2 separate regions of the Homo sapiens genome follow, and region 1 is linked to region 2. Evidence: chromatin loops called from intact Hi-C (ENCODE). Cell type or tissue: K562. All regions are shown on one strand. Each heading gives the region's core, and the rest is flanking DNA. Links, peaks and the distances in the headings are about the cores only. Region 1 overlaps ARHGAP6 (Rho GTPase activating protein 6). Region 2 overlaps ARHGAP6 (Rho GTPase activating protein 6).

Region 1 (10,300 bases), core at 760-8,759, 100 kb after region 2:
TTCTGTATGGTACCCAGATCGTAGGCCATGCTGGACTTCTTGTCATCTTAGATGGAAATTTCATTACTGTTTATTTCCAATGGAGGGGGAGTCTTCTGTTACTTGCAGACAAATGTCTTCAAATTCATTCGACCTATCCAGTAGGCCTTACAAATTTAAAGACAGTCATTTCTCCCTCTTGGTTTGTATTTTCACAAGCTAAAAATTCTAGAGACATAGAAGATCAATCAATTCTTATTTTAATCACTATTATCAAAATATATCTTGATTAATGCCTTAGCAATATTAAGTAACGTATATGCCTATAGTGATGTGTTATTGTCATGTAGACCAAAATAGAAAAGCAGAACAAAAAGATAAAATTCATTAAATACGTCATATTCACGTTCATTAAAAAATAATTGTTCATTTATCTTTTGGCTTATTGTTTTATAAAATGAATGCAGAAAACCATAAAATAATTCAGGTATTGGGGTTCCAATTCCTGGCCTTACCACTTGCATTGTGATCTAAGGAAAGCAATTTCATCTGTGAGAGCCATAGTTTTTTATACATTAAAAAATGGGAGAGGAATACCACTGGTTTTAGTCAGCCTTGGCTGCCAAAACAAAATATCATTTGCTTTTCACAGTTCTGGAGGCTGGACATCTGAGATCATGGTGCCAGCAGAGTTCAGTTCTGATGAGGGATCTCCTCCTGGCTTGCAGACAGCCACCTTCTCACTGTGTTCTCACATGGCAGGGAAAGAGCAAGGTCTGGTCTCTTCCTCTTCTTATAAGGGCACTAATCCCATCATGGGAGCCCCACTCTCATGAATTCAGCTAAACCTAATCACTCCCCAAAGGCCCTACCTGCAAATAGCATCACACTGGCTGTAGGGCTAGGCTTCAACATAGGAATTTTGGTGGGACGCAAACATTCAGTCCATAAAACCATCTCTTCTTAAGAATGTGTGAAGGTTGAAGAAATGTGTAAGTGGCATAATGGCAGTTATATAGTACTCATTAACTGGCAACTATGACATCATGGGCAGCCAGTGAGGATACAAAGACAAAGTTAGTAGATCTGATTCAATATTTCATTCATTCGTTTATACATACATACATTCAGATTCCACCTAGTTCCAGAAGGCATTGAAAGCAGAAGGAAAGCAAATATAAAAATTATTGCAATGTTTTAAGTTATAGAATAAATTGTATCTATCAAGAAATTATGGGTAGATAGAGAGATAGCAGAAACCAAGAGACATCAGATGTCATGAAGGAGCAGAAGCCATGAGGGAAAGAGAAGAAAAGTCAACGAAAGGTATTTGAGAGTAGACTAGAGCGACGTGGGTAAGTGAGGGAGGTGGGGAGAAAGAGAGAAAGCTAGTTAGCATCAAGTCTACAGCCTGGTAAATGTCGAATGTTACTAGAGTCATACTTTGCACAGGGATGAGTTTCCTTTGAGTCTTGCATGGGGTGGTGTTCAGTTTTCACAAGGGCTAAGATGTTTTTCCCCTTTTAAGTTCTTTCCTGTGTAACTTTACAATGGATATCTCCTACCTGAAATAACCAAGTGTGTCTCTGTTCCTTGCAACATGGAAGAACATAAAACAAAGTAGTAGCCTAAGCCACAGAATTGATAAAAGGGTGAAAGAAATGTGTCTACAGTGAGAGGAGAAGAGGCCTAAGATGGAAGTATGTTTAAGGAGCAGGTGAGGAATAACATGCCTTCAAAGGAGAGCAAGACATATTACTCCCAGAGGTAGGAGGAGAAATAATAGAGTTATGGAAAAGGGAAGAAAAGACGTTGTCAGGAAAAAACAGCTGGATTCAGAGGTTCCAGAGGTAACATGCAATAAGGACTCACTCTCCTGAATTCGCAGCAAAGTTGCCTATAACCCTGAAGACAGAAGACTCAAAGGAATGATGGGGTAGAAGCCAGATAGCAGAGAGTTCAGGAGTAGATAGATGAGCATGTGAACTAGCTTTGAGTGTAAACTATTCTTATGAGAGATTTAGTTGCAAAAAAGAGATGGCTTTCAGAAGAGGTTTGCTCAAGGAAGGGTTTTGACATGACAAGATGACTGAGAGTGTAGAAGTTGAAGCTGGGGAAGAGTTAACATGATGCTATCTGGAGTGACCCTGATGAAGCAGAACTGCATGGGATTTGGACAGGATGACAGATGCCTTTGCCTCTGAGATGGGAGGAAATGGGGCCTGTGCTGCCCATACTTGAATTTCATTTGTGATGAATCTTTGACTACAAGGACAAATTGACCCAGTACTTTCATGTGGAACTAGCTATAACAAAGGATATTTAAAGTTTTAAGTGAGCTTGTTTTAACCTCACAAAGTATTATATATAAATAATATGGTCATTTAAAATTTCCCAATTATTGTTATTTGTTCTGGATCTTAAGCTCATATCATAAGAACATTGATGGGGCTAAGTTTCTGGAAGTGACAGATCTTGTGCTTGTGGCTGGCTAATGAATCACCCAGGAAGTTTGAGAGACCAGGATGTTACCTCCAGATTGTGGGACTTCCAGGCTTCCGCCCTATCAGGCAGGCACATCTGCTTCTCCAGATGAAGGAAACAAAACCAGAATAGAAGAGTCAGTTGGCAAAGCAACAAGGTCAATTCTTGCCCTCTCCTTCCTGGTTTCCTGCACTGACCTGGAACTATCTACGTGAACTGCCTTCAACCAATTCTGCACTCTGCAAAAAGAATTAAAGCAGGAAGGACTACACTGTTCTCCTCTTTCAGCATCCCTGAAATGCCGTCTGACTCATTTACTAAACCCACAAGTTTTGACTGATCTATACTGTGCATTAGACTCTGTCCTAGGCACTGGAGAAAGCATGGTGATCGTAAAATAGTTTTCCTATGTAGCACAGATTGCCGTGGGTCTTGCATGAGGACTAATTGTTAATAAGGATTCTTGTTGTTTATCTAAACGGATGCATCTGTAAATCTTGCTTGAGCATATTGCATTACTGTTTACAAAAGGGTAAGGTTGCTGTTTATTTTTCGGCATGGAAGATGCACACATTGTACTTTTCATTTACAAGATACAGCTCAGGGTGAACAAAGCCCTAGGATAAATACTCTTTTCTAAAACACACAAAAGATGATAAACTCCAAAGCTTACATGTGTTCTAATTTTCATTATGGCCCATTTGGCCCAGGGTTCCATATCTGTCAGAAGATCCCCGTGACATATTAGGGAGGGCATGGTTTTGGCTATCATCTAAAATAGCATTCTTATTCCTCCTCCAATTCTAACTTCCCAACCTGCCTTAATTATCACATTTGGATTCATCTTCCATGAATTAAAATATTAGACTATATCACTTCTTAAGATACAGGATAGAAATAGAACCAGGATGCTTGCAATTTATGACTTCCATGAAGTTAACTCTAATTTTATGTTTCCTAATATTGCTGTTGTCAAGCTTAAAGGGTATTACCTAGTCCTGTTAAGTTCTATTGTGTCTTGTCCATCTCATATCTCTGTAGCTTATAAAGTACCTGACAAAGAAGGAAAGAGCTTGATAAATATTTGTGGAATAAAATAATTTAATCAATAACTAATTGTCACCCTTTTAAATTTGTAGACTTTAAATTTCCTGTCTCTCTGGTTTCATGTTTTACAGTCTAAAAAATCCTGATATTTTGGTAGATTCTCACCAAGTAAGACTTAGGTGCCCATATGTCCCAGTTTGCTTAGTGCAGTTCCAGTTCATGCCTAATGTGCCAGGGTAATTATTCCTAGTGATCTTTTCCCTTTCAAAAGTATCCCAGTTTGAATGACCCTCTAATCACTATTCTCCCGGGTCCCTTGAGCCCCTCTGTAAAATTCTACATGTGCATTTCAGAAGCTGGAGAAAGCTTTCTTTTTACAGGACATTGTGGTAGGTTTTTTGTTTGTTTGTTTGTTTGTTTGTTTTTTTGCCTACTCCCCTTCCTGATGATAAAGTATCTCTACGGACTTTCAGACTACTGGGCAGGGGTTGTCTAGGAAAAGCCTAGGGCCATGCTTTTCAAATTTTAGTGTGCTTTAATGTATCACTGGGGGCTTCTGTGAAAATGTAGATCCTATTCAGCAGGTCTGGAATGGGGCTCCTGATACTGTTGGGCTGAGGACAGCACTTTGAGTAACAAGGGTCTCCAAGTTTTCCTAGTTAGCCATGACTTAGAGCCCAGCTATTATGACATAACATTGCTTAGTGCTCAACAGGATACTCTTTAGAAGCCACAGAGCTGAGGTCAAACCTTGCCCTCATCACTCATACCTTTGTGACCTTACACAATGTATTGATCCCTCTAAAACTCAGTTTTCTTATATATGAGATACAAAGAATAACAATTATCTCAGAGGAATGATGTGAAGATTAAATGAAATAATAAATATAAAACAGTACTATCTTCCCTCATTGTAAATGTTCAAAACTGGTGGTAGCTGAAATTGTCATCATCACAGTTATCAAGTGTAGTTTGAATTCCTCCCCCGTTTTCTCTGCCCAGTTCTTCCCTGCCATTTCCCCCGTTTTACTCAAAGCTTAACATCAGAAGTTACTTGTTTAGATAAATATCAAAGGGTAATGAGCAGAGATATATTTTGGATAGTGCCTTAAAAATGGACACTGGGATATGCTAAACTATCAAGTTGTCAGTACATGCAGGAATTACAATCAAGGTTTGGACAGATCTACAGGAAGGGCCAAAAGTTGGCAATTAATGCCAATTCATAGATGCTTAATTATCACTTGACTGGATTAAATTCCCTGGGCTGAGGCTGCCTCCTTTAGTTAGCATGCGTCAATAGCAGCAGTCAGAAGCAATTCAATTGTATATACTCTTCTAAAACCCAGAATTACCAGAAGAAAGAGAATGAATATTAGAAAAATAGAAAAGTTTAATAGACCAACTCATCAACCTAGACCTTGTTTTAAACTTTGCCTTCTCTTTTTCCTAATTGGGTATCAGGTAGCAGAATTCCAAGTATTCCAGTTTCACTTACTTTATTTTAGCCTTTCAAAAGTCACATAATCTAAACCTTCGTTTTAACTCATGGAAAGTGATAGGACTGAAACAGCATTTTGTAAATAACAACTTACTATTTAAACCTATAGCGTCAACATCATTGTTGCAGTCATCAAAATTGTTATTCTCTTCCTCATCTTCAAGGTCCCTTCTGGCTATAAACATTTCTCTTTCCTCTGATGTCAGTCCTAATGTAGGACCCATGTTCTTTCTCTCTGGGTAGAGTCACCAGTGAAAGAATAAAAGTGATATCAGAAACTTGGATAATTTTCTTACTAGAAAATCTCTACTTAGTCATTGTAAAACTGGATGTTGAGTTTGAAGTGACAATGTGCTATAGGTTTACCTCCTACAATTCAAAGCTCACTATAGACTATAATTTTCCATTGATTAATTCATTGACTTATTCATTGTACACTTGCTTAGACCATAGTACCTATGGCATGAAGAACATAATAAAATGTCTCTCCCTAGTGAGAACTCACAGAACTACCAGGGCATGCTTCCTGAGGCCCATCACACTCTACAGGTCAATCATGATTCCATCTTGAGTTAACTATTCTTGACACTTACATGGCAGGTCATTTTCAAAGTATGCTTACAAACAACAACAACAACAACAACAACAACAACATGTTCTTAACAAAGATTGGCCCAACTATCACAATGACTGGAGGGCCTACTTATAGAAATAGTAGGAATAACTAATTTATATTTTCCACCAGGGTTGCACTGAGCACTGATAGGTCTCACTTGATGGATAATTCTCAAAATCCCTTAAGAAGATTTCCATGCAGAAAGAAGAGAAATCACCAGCATATTTTCATTATCTGACTGGAGGGATGGCTATTTCCTAGAGAACAGCAACCAGGATATGTGCAACATTAAAATTAACATGGTCCCTTAAGTGTTTCCCTCACCAGATTGGTTCTACAAGCACACAGCTATTTATCCTCTAAGCAAGGGTCAGCAAACTATAATCCATGGACCAAATCCAGCCCATCACCTGTTATTGTAAATAAAGTTTTATTGGAACCAGCCATGCACATTCATTTGTGTATTGTCTATGACTGTTTTTGTACTCAAATGGCAGAGTTGTGACTGAGATCTTATGGTCAGAAAAGCCTAAAATATTTACTATCTGGTCTTAACTAAAAGACCATGCTACTTTACCAAAAACAACAACAACAAAACCATTAAGCTTGCATTGACATTTCAGTGATTTAGTTTGAAGAATTCATAGATATCTTTAATAATTTTAAATTACTATAATCCTTAATAGAGGTAATTAAAAGCTACAATGGAGAGATTTGGAATAAAAATTTCTATGCAAATATCCCTTTGGTATATGGTTAATCACTAACAAATTAATCAAATATTATTTATGAGAAAGATAATGCCTAGTTTTATATATTGGAAACTTAATGAAAAAGATAACAAGTAAACATATTCAACAGCTCTGATTTCTGCCAGTATATCATAAAATAAATACTAGTACTTGAGCTCATGCTCATATCCTAATATCTACATAATAATTAGGAATAGATGAGTTGATCCACGACTCTGCTGTAAGTACTACAGGAAATGTCTCTGTAAAAGTATATTATCATTTTAATCTAGATTTAATGTATCTCATAAGCTTTTAACAATGTATATGTGTAATCATTTGAGAATCTAGAACCCAAATGAAAAAATATATATTTAAATGGAGAAGAGGGTTATTTCTGTGTCCTGCTTTAGTTAATTTTAAGACATAAATATCTAAAGTTGATAAAACAAAAGGGGAAACAAGCCCATCTGCAGAAATAATTTTGCAGTTTATATCCAAGCTACTTTTGAAATATAGAACCTGCTTTCTCCTTTCAAAGACCCTCAAGTATTTGCTGTAGCTTTATTATTAAAATATCTAGATGTGTCATTATAATCAGATGGAAAATTCAGCAAAATTGTGTTTTCTTAGTAAATAAAGTATATACTGACTATATGTTTATATATTAACTTTTTCCCACATGAAACCAGTATTTAAAGCTAAACATTTTTCTCACTACAGATACTTCTTGACTAATGAGTCAGTGATTAAATATATACCAAGTGAATATTAATAAAGAATGGATTTTTTAAAAATCATGTTCACTTTGGGATATTGATCTCATATTCCTCATGCTATGTGAATTGTACAGAATGGTTAAGAAATTATTGTTGACTGGCACGGTGGCTCACGCCTGTAATCCCAGCACTTTGGGAGGCCGAGGAGGGTGGATTACGAGGTCAGGAGATGGAGACCATCCTGGCTAACACGGTGAAACCCTGCCTCTACTAAAAATATAGAAAATTAGCCAGGCATGGTGGCACGCGCCTGTAGTCCCAGCTACTCGGGAAGCTGAGGCAGGAGAATGGCCTGAACCTAGGAGGCGGAGCTTGCAGTGAGCCAAGATCGCGCCACTGTACTGCAGCCTGGGTGACAGAGCGAGACTCCATCTCAAAAAAAAAAAAAAAAAAAAAAAAAGAAAAGAAAAGAAACGAAATTATTGTTAACTTAATTGGGACAATGATTTACAATTCTACTGATGCTGAAAGGTTAAGGAAAGACTTTGGAAATTCAAAAGCCAACCACAATTAATATTGCTTTATTCTTTTCTTTCTTATCAGGTACAAAAAATTTGGAATGTTTATAGAATGCTTGCCATATGTAAATATTGAAATAAAAATTATTCATACAAATCCCTAACCATGAAACTAAAGATTCTAATAATTCTAAATTTTTAAATATGAATATTTTCTATTTTTTTCACACACACACACAAACACACACACACACACACACACACACATATATATATATACTTTTAAAATTAGGATGCTAAATCTCTGCCCATCTGTGTCAGCCTTTTAAAGAGCTTGTGATTCCCAATCTTCAATGCCAGGATACACAGATGTTAGTAGGTGAGACAACAGACCGACAAATTCCTGCTTGGTAAGTAAAATAAAAAGTAAAATGTAAAACAGGAGATCTTGTTTTCTCTACTTTGGGGAAAATAAATCAAAACAAAACAAAATCATCACCAGCCCTCTCAAGTTCATAAAAAAGACATTGTTTAAAAAAAAAAGAGAGAGAGAAAAAAGCAAATGATAGTAATATTTATCCTGAAGCAAGGTGGCTAAAATTTGACCCAAGTACTTCCTAACTACTGAAAATTAAATCATTGCTTTTGTGGATTTGAAAAACAGAAGGTCTGCATTTCAAGCATATAAATAACATGAAATAATTGTGTCTTCACTTTGAAAGGGCTATTTACCAAAAGAATGTGACATTCTGAGGGGCACACTTTGGGGATGAAATTTAAGCAAAGGTCACATCTCAAATTCAACCAGCCTTTTTCACCTGGGCTGCAATGGAATGGAATGATTGAACAAGTGTGAACTCCTAGGCAGGGTGGGCATAGGTGGAGTTAGTGGGTAAATTTGATTTGTTTGCTAAGGTTAGTGAAATAAATTTATCTCCTTTGGAGTGGGATTCCAGGTGCTAAAAAATAAAACATGGTGTTTGTAGCCACATTTCTTTCCTTCATTTTCAAAATTTATCCAAATGAGATTAAGTTGATTGGTACTCTACAGAGATAGCAGCCACCTACCATTCTGATTAATATTTCAGTGAGGAGGCAATGTCTTATTATTGAGACCAAGCAATTATCAGCCTTTTGACTATATAACATAAAATAAAATAATCAAGACCAATATCCCATGGAAATTATCTGAAGATACAAACACAAGCCTGAGGAGACATCCCTATAGCTAAGCCTGTTGAGGTAAAGGACTGGAGTTTGAAGGGGCTCTTCCTCCTTCACAGAAGCACTATGGCCTAGCTACCCTCTCCGTGGTAGTAATATGGAGTGGGCCCAAGAGAGAGCAGCTTTAAAATTCAAAACAAGATCCTGGAGGACTGTGGTTGACTTGGCCAGGTACTTAGGAGCCACAGTTTTGCTCGTAAAGAGGCTTTGAGTAGTCACTCCCTCTCAGGTGGGCTCTAGGGTGGAGATTCCATCTTTGTGGTCCTTGGGACATCTCAAACAACAGAGATGTGGAAGCTATAAAGAAAACCTCTGAGGAAGACTATTCACTGGGACAGGGCAGATATTACATATTTCCAGCATCACAAAATTTTCTATTGGACAATGCTGTATATCTAGGTGCTATAACATTTAAAGTGTTAGCTTTTTAAAATTTATCTGCAACCATTTCTTCTCTTAATTCCTCAGAAGTAGGCAATCTAATACCACCTCTGGAGCTACTATTTCAATGAATAATCATATGTTTGCTTAGCCATATTGGAAAATCAAATAAATCTGAAAGAGTATGTTGTCCCTGGAATGTGCTAATTTCTAGTTACTCACTGCTATGCGTAAGAAGTTAAACTAAAACCTGTTCTTCACATTAACAGACAAAAAGGGCTTTCTTTGTCTGACTATCTAAATTGACTTCCCACACAGGAACCTAAGTGATAGCAAGCCGTTAACAATGGTTGACTCATCCTTTAAATATCAGGTCTCCTTTATGTCATATTTCTGATTGTCACCTTTTGAGAAAGCTTCCCTACCATCCTACTGACTCCCCTCCATCATTCTATCCCCTTATCTTCTGTATTACCACCTGGCATATTATATACTTATTGGCTTGTCAGTCTCCCTATTCTACAGCATAATCTCTTTAAAAGAAAGTATTGTATTTTATTCACTGATGTATTCCTAATGCCTAGAACAGTATCTCTGTTTTTGTTCACTTTATATATGCTTAGTAAATACTTATAGAATGAATTTATGAATGAAACCTCCAGAAAGCAGATACAAAATTTTCTTCATATACATTCCTCTGGAGAGCAAATGTATAACTTAGATCTTATTCTGAACAGATTTGTTCTGGGGCTTAAAAAGACTAAGAACCTGAGTTTTACACACATTATGCCATTTCATTATCAGCAACATCATTCTCTGCAATGTCCATACATGAAAGTTCTGCAACTGATCAAATGCTTACTTTATTAGAATCATACAAAATAAATATAAGTTGAAAAAGCAATGACATGAAACATTTATATTTGAAGGGCTTGTTGTTGTTGTTGCTGTAATTGTAAGAAAATTTACACCAAAAAGAACTTCATCTATCCTAGGTAATTTAGATCACTCCAAATTCTATTCTGATCTTTCTTATTAAACATACCTCTATATTTACGCATGTGTAATCAGTAATCATGTAACTGTTGTCTTTGAGATTT
Region 2 (10,300 bases), core at 925-8,924:
ATTTTTGCACCAACCCTTAAGGAGGTGAGGGAATGAGCCAGGCAGGTTTTGGGAGCCCAGCAGCCCAGGCAGAGACTGGTTGACATAGGTATAGCATAGCCTGGTGGCTAAAAGCAAGGGGTGGCAAGCTGGGCTGCCTGAGTTTGAGTCCCAGTTTTGCCACTTACTAGCCAGCCATGTGGCTTTTTAGCAAGCTACTTACATTCCCCATGCCCCATTTTCCTCATCTATGAAATGGGGATGATGACAGGGATTTTGCTGATACAAGCTGACTAGCCGGGGAGCCAAGTACTGCCTACTGATTGTTTTCATAAATCAAGTTTTATTGATTTATGAAAACCACAGCCACACTCATTCATTGTTATTTTCTGTGGCAGCCTACAGGCCACAATTGCAGAGTTGAGTTGTTGCAACAGAGACTGCACAGTCCATGAAGCTGCCCTTCCGTAAAGGTAACCATCTGGCCCTTTATGGAAAAAGTTTGCTGACCCCTGGACTGGACTAAAAGTAAAGACACATCTATGATTAGGATCTGCCTTTTGCCATCACCATTTTCCTCCTCTCCTAAGATTTTGTCTCTGAGAAACATCCCAGAGAGCCTGTAAAAAAAAAAATCAAACAACATAATTTAGCATATTAGAAAATATGCAAATGCTAGCATGAAATAGAAGTGGTTATCTGCAAATGGCCTGTTCACCTGGGTTACCGATAAACTAAAGAAGTAGAAATGAACATTGTCAAACCCAGGGCTGGGCTAACACCATCTAAAAAATCAAATGTCACTTACATCTTGTTTCCAGTGGAAAGAACCTTTCCAGTGGTTAGCATAGAGGGGACATACTGGAAGTCCTCAAGGGCAAAAACGTCAGAGCAAAAGGTCAATTTCATTTCTGTGTAGTCCCAGTTGAATTGTGGACTTTTCTAATGGCCATCAATTTAATTCTCAGTTCTAAGCTTCTCTCGAGTCTTGGATGGGAGGAAGAAGGTAAGATGGCCTGCACAAATCTCAGGGTTGCAAAAACTGGAAACACTGGCATGAATTAGAAATTTCTTAATGACAGGGCCAGCAGCTGATGGTTCTACTTGTCTTTCTCTAATTAAATTTAGTTCACTGAAATTAGAACGACCTCCGGAGATAGATTAGACCTTGAAGATACTGCTCACATTTATAGATGGTCCGCTCTCTGCTAGTTACTGTTCTAAGCCTTTTATTTATATTATCTCATTTAATTCTTACAACAACCTAAGGACTATGTTACCATCATTATTCCCATATTTCAGATGAAGAAACTGAGGCACAGAACTTAAGTAACTTGCCAAGAGCACACACCAATTAAGTGGCAGAGTTAGGATTTGAAGCCAGGCTTTAGGTTCTAGAATTTAGACTCATAACCACTATATGTATTTCATAACATTTCATGATAAACCAATCCAAACCTCTAACTTTACAAATGAGCAAAGCAGCTGCAGTGGCATAATGGGATCTGGGACATCAGGGTCATGTTCCCCTCTTTCCACCACCAAGCCCTTTCATTATGAGACATACCCTTATAATAATGAAAGCCAGACAGTGTTTAAAAATTCAGAGGCTTAAAGTTTCCTCTTTTGTAAAAGACAGCACAAGCACATCCGATGTATTATTAGCCTTATTTAATATCCAAACTGTTCCCCTAAACCCATATTTATCACAGCCACAGCAACTAAAATGTTGCACCCATATTCAAGAAGTTAAGAGGGAAAGATAAACCACTTTACCCTTTCAGACTTCAAAACAGCCTGTGCCCGAATCTTTTACAGAAATTAGCTCAATTATGCTGTTCTGTTAATCATGACACAATCCTTTCCTGCTTGAGTTTGCTCATTTCAAGCTGCCACATCATTAATCTAAAAATAAGGTTCTCATAAATCCATATTGACACAGACAGTTTTTAGCTGTCACACATCTCAGACACTGATCATTCCAGTTTTCTTCCTAAATCACAAGATGGATGTGAAAGAATCACAAAACTTTATCACAATTATTTTCTGAAAAAGTAGTGTAAGTATAGATATTTATATTGCTTACCCATAAATTATAATCAGCCGCGTCTTTGCTGTCCTCTCTAATCTAACTGAACTAAGCTTGCAGTAGGAAGTTGAGTCTGTTTTAAAAAAATTATTTTTTTGGTAAAAAATGCATCCTGAAATGGCAGATCATATTGAATGTCTGAGAAATGGCCCAGCTGGCATAGCTGTGACTCCCACGATACCTTTTGTTGCCAGAGACCTCCGCTACTGTGAATCTTGGGACCAAAAATATGCAATCTTTTCATCGGATCATTGAGAAGTTCCTGTCCTTTCAGAACAGAGGCAGGCTGTGTCCCTGAGTAAGTGCACAAATGAGTGAGTGCGTGTGTTTGTATGCGTGTGTGCCTGTGTGTGTGTGTGTGTGTGTGTGTGTGTGTGTGTGTGTGAGAGAGAGAGAGAGAGAGAGAGGGTGAGAGAGAGAGAGAGTTGGGGAGGAGGAAAGAGGGGAGGGAAGGGACAAAAAGAATGAGAGTATTTTGAAGAAATATACTCGAGTTAGAAAAGGATTCCTCTAAAAAAAATCCTCTTTTCCACAGGGATCTACAAACGGTAATTGGATTGTAACTGTGCAAACTGTCCTTATTAGGAATCAACCAAAGAATGTTGGAAGCCACTGGTGAAACCCCTGAGAGCAAGATAAAGCACATAGGATGCCTTCTTTGTTTAGGACAAATTCTCAGTTCTTAAATTATATTTTAAAACTACTGACTCCATTTTTCTAACACTAGCCACACACACTAAAAAGCAAAAGTTTTCATTCTCTTTCACACTGAAGCATAACACATGCTCTGTATTTTATCCTCTTTGTGGGACAGCAGTCCTTGAGAAGTTGTTCATTTCCTGAACAGAGGGTGTGGAGGTCAGAGTGAATATACCCACATGGCCATATCTAAGAGGGTTCAGGTTGGGGTGGGGGTTGGGGGTGGCATCCATGAAGAGCAGAGAGAAAAGGGAAGATTAATTCCAATCGCGAATTACCTTGATCTCCATGCATTCCACATGGCACTGAACCAAATACAACTCGAAAAGACATCTTTGTTTCCCAGTCAATAGGAAGTTATAGTTCTCTCATGGGTCTCAAGTGAATTCCAACAAAAGAATCACTGTGATTATAATTTACAAACCGGGAAATGATTTCATGGAAGATCTTACTGATTCAAAATTAAGGACTCGGTATGCTTTTACTAGGATTCTGTGAAACTAATCATGTAAGCCACACATAGCCTCTGCTGCTGCTGCTGCTAAGGAAGGAATTTTAAAGCAGTAAAATATTCCAGGTGGTTTTCTTTACTAGAATGATTAAACTTAAACAGAGATTCAGAGTAAAATCTACCTGTTACTGCACATACCTCCACCACCACTATCCTAAAAACTGATGTTGAAAATACGCATTATTCCAGTAGACAGTCAACATGGCTCATACTGGATACTCATCAATGGAAGTTACATCCTCATTTAAAGATATCTAATATCTTAATATCAATATATCTAATATCTTAATATATTATTTCACATGAAATTGATAAATATGTAATTCATTTTTTATTATTAGGCAAATGATCCTTTAGTTTATAAATAGATGACAGCAACATGTAGTTCTGACTGAGCACTTACTAAGTGTCAGGCATTGTTTTAGGCATTTTATGGGCACTGACTTATCTAACCATCAAAATAATTCTTAGCAGTAGGTTACATTATTATCCTCATATTACAGATGAGGAAACAGAAGCGCAGAGGAGTTAAGTGACTTGCTCAAAGATTCACAGCTCATAAGTAATGCGGCTGTCATCCCAACCACTATGAGCTTACAAATTAACTGGAAGACAAAACCACAGTTCAGAGTCAGTACTAGTAGGAGCCATGTTATAAGTATCTAATAAGGAAGAGACAGTGATGAAATAAGAATGTTTACCTAACACTAGAGTGGTCTGTTAAATCAATTATTTGATGGAGACATACACTGTCAGGTCAATAAATGTTTCGTAAGAAGGTGACTAAGTGAATAATCTCAAATAATCCCGAGAGACAACATCTTGTGAAATTCCTAGTCTGTTTTAAGAGTGGAAGCAAGGCAGGCCTTAAGAGGAAGTGCAGAAATAATGGAGAAGGTGTGTATATTTGGTATTCTTTGGAAAATGCATTCAAACCAGAAAAACAAAACATAAAGATAAGGAATCCTTTTTAAGATTTAAATAACAACTCTTTAAGTAAAACCAATAAGAGACCAAAGAGTCACTGAAAGAGCCTTGGAAATAAATATCAGGAAGCAACTAAAAGGTTCCATCTGTGGAAGAGTTTCGCTAATCACAAAAAGTGCTGAGAGCACAATGGTCATTTTTTTCCCATTTAACCCTCCATATCTAAGCATACCAAGAAACAATTTATAGCCTAAGAATCTATGCCATTAAGCATTCATTCCACCTTCTTCTTGGCTCTTATTCTGGATTATTTCTGTTTATATCACTGGTGATATTTTGCACATTTAAGGCAAAAATATCATAGAATCACTGTCAAACTTTTTGAGTGAATACATTTCTGATTACAGTACTCTTTTGCCTAAAACCCTTTGATGTCTCCTCCTTAGCTCCAGGACAAAGTCCAAATTCCTTAGCCTGGTATCCAGTGCGGTGTGCTTTTACTTAGATGGAATAAAATCAAATAGCCACTACATAATAGTGAATGATAACAGTAGAAGTTTACTGAGCATGTATTAGGTGCTAAGCACTTCATGTGTGCCATGTATTCACTGCCTCCAACAATTTCATTTTATAGAGGAAGTGATGGAGGCACAGAAATGGATGGCGCACAGTGAGGAAAACACTGACTGCTCATGAAGCCCGTAGCCCCTTTTTCGTGGGCATTCAGCTAGTCTACATTTCCCAGCCTCTCTTGCAGTTAATAGTGGTCATATGACTGGAGTCTAGCTAATGGAATGTCAGAGGAAGTGACAAGCTTCATTTCTAGCCCCAGTCCATAAAAACCTGGAGACAGCATCCAGGCAACCTGCATAGCCATGTGTGGTAGTCCCAGGAGTGGACCACATTTTTCAGTGTTCTTTGCCTAGTGTAGTCCCCTGCCCTTCAAGCCCGCCTGGCTCTATGAGTTACTTTAACCAACTGAATGTGGCAGAAGGGGATGCCAAGCCCATTCTGGACCTGAGACATAAGAAGGCATGGAAACTTCTGCTTTTGCATTCATAGGACCCTTGAGCCCCCATGACATAGGTGTAGCCACTATGTTGAAGAGACCACGTGGAGAGGCAATATAGCCAGCGTGAAAGGTTTAGTTGCCCCAATGTCTCAACCTAAATCCAGCCCACCCTACCTCCAGCTGAATGAAAGGAAGAAGCAGCCCAGGTTCAGAATCATTGCTTGGAGCACAGCTGTCCCACCAATTGTGGCCAATCTAACAGTATGAATGACAAATAGACTTATGTTGTGAAATTTGGGGATGTATCTGATATAGCAGCTGACCTCACTTTCCTGAACTTCCCATATGAACACAGATAATAAATCTAAGCAGCCTGATCTGGAGCCCTTGCGCTTGAAACTCCTCCTATACTTCTCCCCACTGAACGACATCATGACTCATTTCGTCCCTTCCTACATTCTCACTTGGAAACAGAGTAGTTGATCAACTGGATGGTAAAGTAAAAATTGCTCTTTATATATTGTTTTGCTGAGCATGTAGAAAGTCTTTAATATAAAAGAAGACAAATATATTTCTAATGACATCCTTCAGATTTTGAATAATATATAGCCAATGGTTAGAAATAGGTAATGCTTTTATCTTTCAAAATCATGACTGACTCATAAAATGGCACAGTGAAATTTCATTTAGATTATATTCATTACTGATAAACCTTCCATTGGTCCTGGTAACCTTTTTTGAGTGTAGCATAGAGTTCGCATGTAAGGTCTTAATATTTTTTAAGACTATATATAAAAATGCAAATTGTGAGAGACATTTTAGTTCATCTGCTGCCTTACAGTGCTCAGTGAAAATGTGGTACCATCAGTTTAACCATCAGACTCTATCTTTGTATTGCTCAGAACTTCCAGGGGCTAGGTGATAAGCCAATGTATATTCTCTCATTGCTGCCATTTGCTTCCTTAACTGTAGCTGTCCGTCCTTTCCCCATTCCTAGCACCCTGACCTTGGTCTAATTGCTAGCGTCCTTCTGATGCTACTGTGACCTATTTGCACGGAGAGAATGTTTTGGATCCTTCAGATCTAAACTCTACCATCAAAGCAAATCTAGTAACTGGAAAGCTATTTAAGACCATGAATCTGAAACAGTCAAAACCACAATAAAGAACAACTAAAATTTACTGAGTACTTATTGTCTCCATGAATACGCTATCCTCTAGGAGGCAGGCACTAGAATTATCTCTATTTTGCAGATAAGAAAGTTGAAACAAAGAGAGCGTAAAGCGTAAAGAGCTTGCCAGAAGTCACACAACTGGCAAGTAAAGAGTTGGCACTCAAACCCAGGCAGTCTGTTTTCAAATGCAATAATTTTAACCCCTAGGCAATATCACAGCATGCCAGCAACCTTTTCTTTATTCACTTCCTTGGAAGACCTATAAACAAAGTAAGTATGACACAGAGCATCCAACAGAGACTGGAAGGCCTCTCTGCAACTGGGAGAATTTTGGTAAATACATAGATGACAGCTCAGGGCTCAAAGCCCTGTGGAATTGAGACACAGAAATATGCAGAAACAGAGGCAGGGCACCAGGATGAAACAGAGAAAAGAAAGCCAATAGATGGGGCAATGACCTCCAGGAATAAGGAGAGGGACAGGTATTTCATTTAAAGAAAAAAGGAACAGCCATGTTAGAAAACCTCCTGGATGCCAGATCCTTTACAAGTAGAACTAGCCACTCTCAGTTTTAGGTAGGGGTGTAACACCATGAAAGAGATGTTTTAGGAAAGATGAATGAGGCCGAGTGGTGCAGAACTGATAGGAAGGGGATAAAGAGAGGAAGCAAACTGAGTCTACAATGTAACCGGTAAACGGAGGCTCTACCTGTGGAATGAACTGATAAGAAGCGAGTCTAGGCAGCAATAAAACAAGCTGACTCTAGGAATTCTTTCTTTATGAGAGTCCCTCTCTTTTTCCAATAAATATGGATCCCCAGAAAATTAAGCCCAAGATTATAGCTGGAGAAATACCTTTGAGTACAGAGTGTGAAATTTGCATCTCATTTTAGGTGCCCAGGAGGGTTGACCTAGAGAAAAGCATTTTATCTTGATTCTTATGGAGAAATCTGTATATCGCTGGTTCTACCACACTGCAGAGAATGGTACTTATTTTGTAGCTGCTCCTTCTACTCATGTAGTGAGGAACGCTGAGTTATAAGGTTGGATGCTTCAGGTTTCTTGAAATAAGAAGGAAACTCAGATAAGAGGGCACTCATTCTAGGTAAGATGTCATGTGAACTCTTTGTAGGGCAGGTCATTTATTCTGTTATGGGTATATTCACTGCTCATTAAACATGGAATGGATTTCAGAGCAAGATTACCTAAAAGATACAGGGATGCTGAAGTACTGTCACCTCAAACTGAAGAACCCAATCCCAAGTCAGATATTTACAAATCAGCAGGATATAAAACAAGCCTTAAGGATAGAAGAATATCGTATTTAGGAGCTTGAAAACTCTTAGGCCAAACAAACTAGGCAAAATAAAAAATGCCAAAGTGAATTCCTTTCCACTTTCTCATTTCAATGCTATATTTGGTGACATTGTGTTTCATCAATTGCACTTTGGCACTTTGCAAAAGTCTCTTCTCAGTGGGGTTCTTCTCTAATGAGAAAGGAAAACAATTTCCTCAAAATTACATGCGACTTCATAAACATATTAAGTTAATAAATTAATTTTGGATATCATCAAATATATAGACGTTGCTTCTAATCTGTTGCCTAAAATGTGAGCTGTGGACAATGAGCCTCTCGGTTTTACTGTAAGATAATTTATCCTATTAAACTCTTTTAATAAGTAATTCAAAATCTACATGAATTGTTGTACCACTTCATTCTAAGTGGGGAAAAGCAAGTTATTCATTTTTAGTTGCAGTCTGGTAGTTAACTCATCTAAATCTTGTAGAGTAAATGAGCAAGCAAGCTGCTTTAAATAAAAATATATGCGGCTACATTTCTAGGCTGCAGAAAAAGTCTAGCATTAATGATATTTTCAGAATCATCTTCCAAAGCAAAATGACCTCAGATACAAGTGGTGATACATTTTAGAACAAATGTATTCTCCAAGGACCAACAGTTCTCTAAGTTCATTGCACATTATAATTACTTGCTGTAGTTTTCAAAAATTTTTATGACCATGTCCCTCTCCCCAAGAACAGCATGGTCCAATAGACTTTTCTATAACAATGGACATTTTTGTTAACAGTACTAATTGCTAAGGTGGCTACTAGCCACCCGTGGCTAATGAGCACTTGAGATATGGCCAGAGAAACTGAATATTGAATTGGTAATTGTATTTAATGTTAATTGATTCAAATTTAAATTACCACAGGTGGATAGTGGCTACTGTATTGGACAGCACAGGTATAGACCAAGTCAATTAGACTGTCTGGGGTTGGGGCTCAGACAATGATATATTTATAAAGCTTTCCCCAAAATTCTAAGGTGCAGTCCAGGTTGAGAACCATTGTAATGGCCAGAGCTTAATGAAACTATCAGGGAAGACAAATTCCTTGAACTTTTTCCAGGATCCATAACTTTTCTCCAAATTCCACTAAGAATTTGTCATGTACCTTTGCTTCCCTCCCTCCTGCCTCCACTCCTCATTTCTTGCACCCTTCCACATACTCATGTGATGACTGCACTCTCCATATATTCCTTCATTGACTGATTCTGCCAGATTTCTCCCACACCGAGAGCATAACGTGCCCTCATCTCAAAGCTCAGATTCTTTTTTTCCTTTCTCTTCCATTGACAGCAGAAAGAAAACTTAACAATGCTACCAATTAAGAGATTAAGTCTCCAAGCACATACATCCATAATTTAAAATTGTTTTTCACGTGCACAGGCTTGATCCAGATGTCACTTTCCATGAGCTCTGCCATAGATGTGATGGGGAATATTTTGAACAGTAGCACAGTTAAGCAGCTTTCATCTTATCTGTTCATTTTGCCACTGTTTCATTCAAATGGGATGCAGTGTTATAGCACAGTGGTTACAGGGAGGACTCTCCTTCTGGCTGCCTGTGTTTGAATTCAAGTTCAGCATATAACTAGCCATGTGAGTATCCAACGCTTTTAAGCCTCAATTACCTGCTCTGTAAAGTGGAGATAAAATAGTCCTGTAGGGAGGAGAGAGCTATGCATGTAACACTTATGATAAATGAACGTGTCACATGCGCTGATAGACCCAGGTTTTGATTGCTTTTTCCCTACACCCCTCCCCAAACCTCACCCTTTTTTTTTGGTAAATAAAGCAAATAGCGGGGCCAACTTTTGAAGGAGAAAGTCATGAAATCCCTAAAAGCATGTTCCAAGTATTTGATAAATTAACGTGGCAATATGAAGACCATTTTGAAAACAGTTACAAAAAAATCAATTATATGGTAATCTGATTTTTAAAAATTATTAAAAATTTTTATTTTAATGAGTCATTTTTCTTGACTTCCATGCCACCAGTTAATATTAATAGGATGGACAAGGAAGGGTATGCTGTAAACATAGCTACATTTTATTTCATTTGTAAAAAAAAAAAACCAGTAGACTCAGAATTCCAGAATTCAGTGATATGAACATAAAGAACATGATGTCCAATGTTCAAGTACATAATCGCTTTGTTGACCTTTTGGTAATTTTAACTGTTGTACCCTAACAACATGTTCCCATGTCATTTTCACTCATGGGCATTACTGATTTGTGCACGTTCACATTTTCTACACAGAGTTTTGCTGCTTCTTTCTTGTTAAGTATCCATCTATGGGTAGATTTTTTTTTTAACCTCAGAAACTACAAAATTACAACCCATTAGCAACATAAAAATTTGTAGTCACCACAACTACTAATTAGTGGTGCACAGTAAGGATTATTCATCAGTGACTCACAGCACAGATAAAATAAGCTGAGAGCTATGTCCTGGATCTAAATCCAAAAGATTTAGATATGTGGGGAATGACTATCATCTCTTGTACATATAGTGTGTACCCATTATTATTCCAGTCCCTTATGGTGTACTCATGGTTTTAATCATTAA

What was found. A loop is a pair of places that touch in the nucleus more often than their neighbours do. Peaks named below come from ENCODE experiments on the same cell type or tissue, not always from the same donor. Only the 100,000 strongest peaks of a DNase experiment are listed, where the experiment ranks them.
Region 1: it touches region 2 in a loop (2.7-fold over the local background); 2 of 110 quality-filtered maps call a loop at or near these places.

The regions. Positions count from the first base shown.
Region 1 is chrX:11,365,260-11,375,559 of GRCh38, forward strand. The region is part of intron 1 of ARHGAP6 (Rho GTPase activating protein 6); the gene reads right to left. Among named protein-coding and RNA genes, the nearest start is that of MIR548AX, 52 kb to the left of the region's middle. In K562, for the core only: a CTCF peak has its summit at 4,774; a DNase peak (open chromatin) is centred at 2,522.
Region 2 is chrX:11,263,621-11,273,920 of GRCh38, forward strand. The region is part of intron 1 of ARHGAP6 (Rho GTPase activating protein 6); the gene reads right to left. Among named protein-coding and RNA genes, the nearest start is that of AMELX, 25 kb to the right of the region's middle. In K562, for the core only: no CTCF peak of the experiment used is centred there; a DNase peak (open chromatin) is centred at 5,611.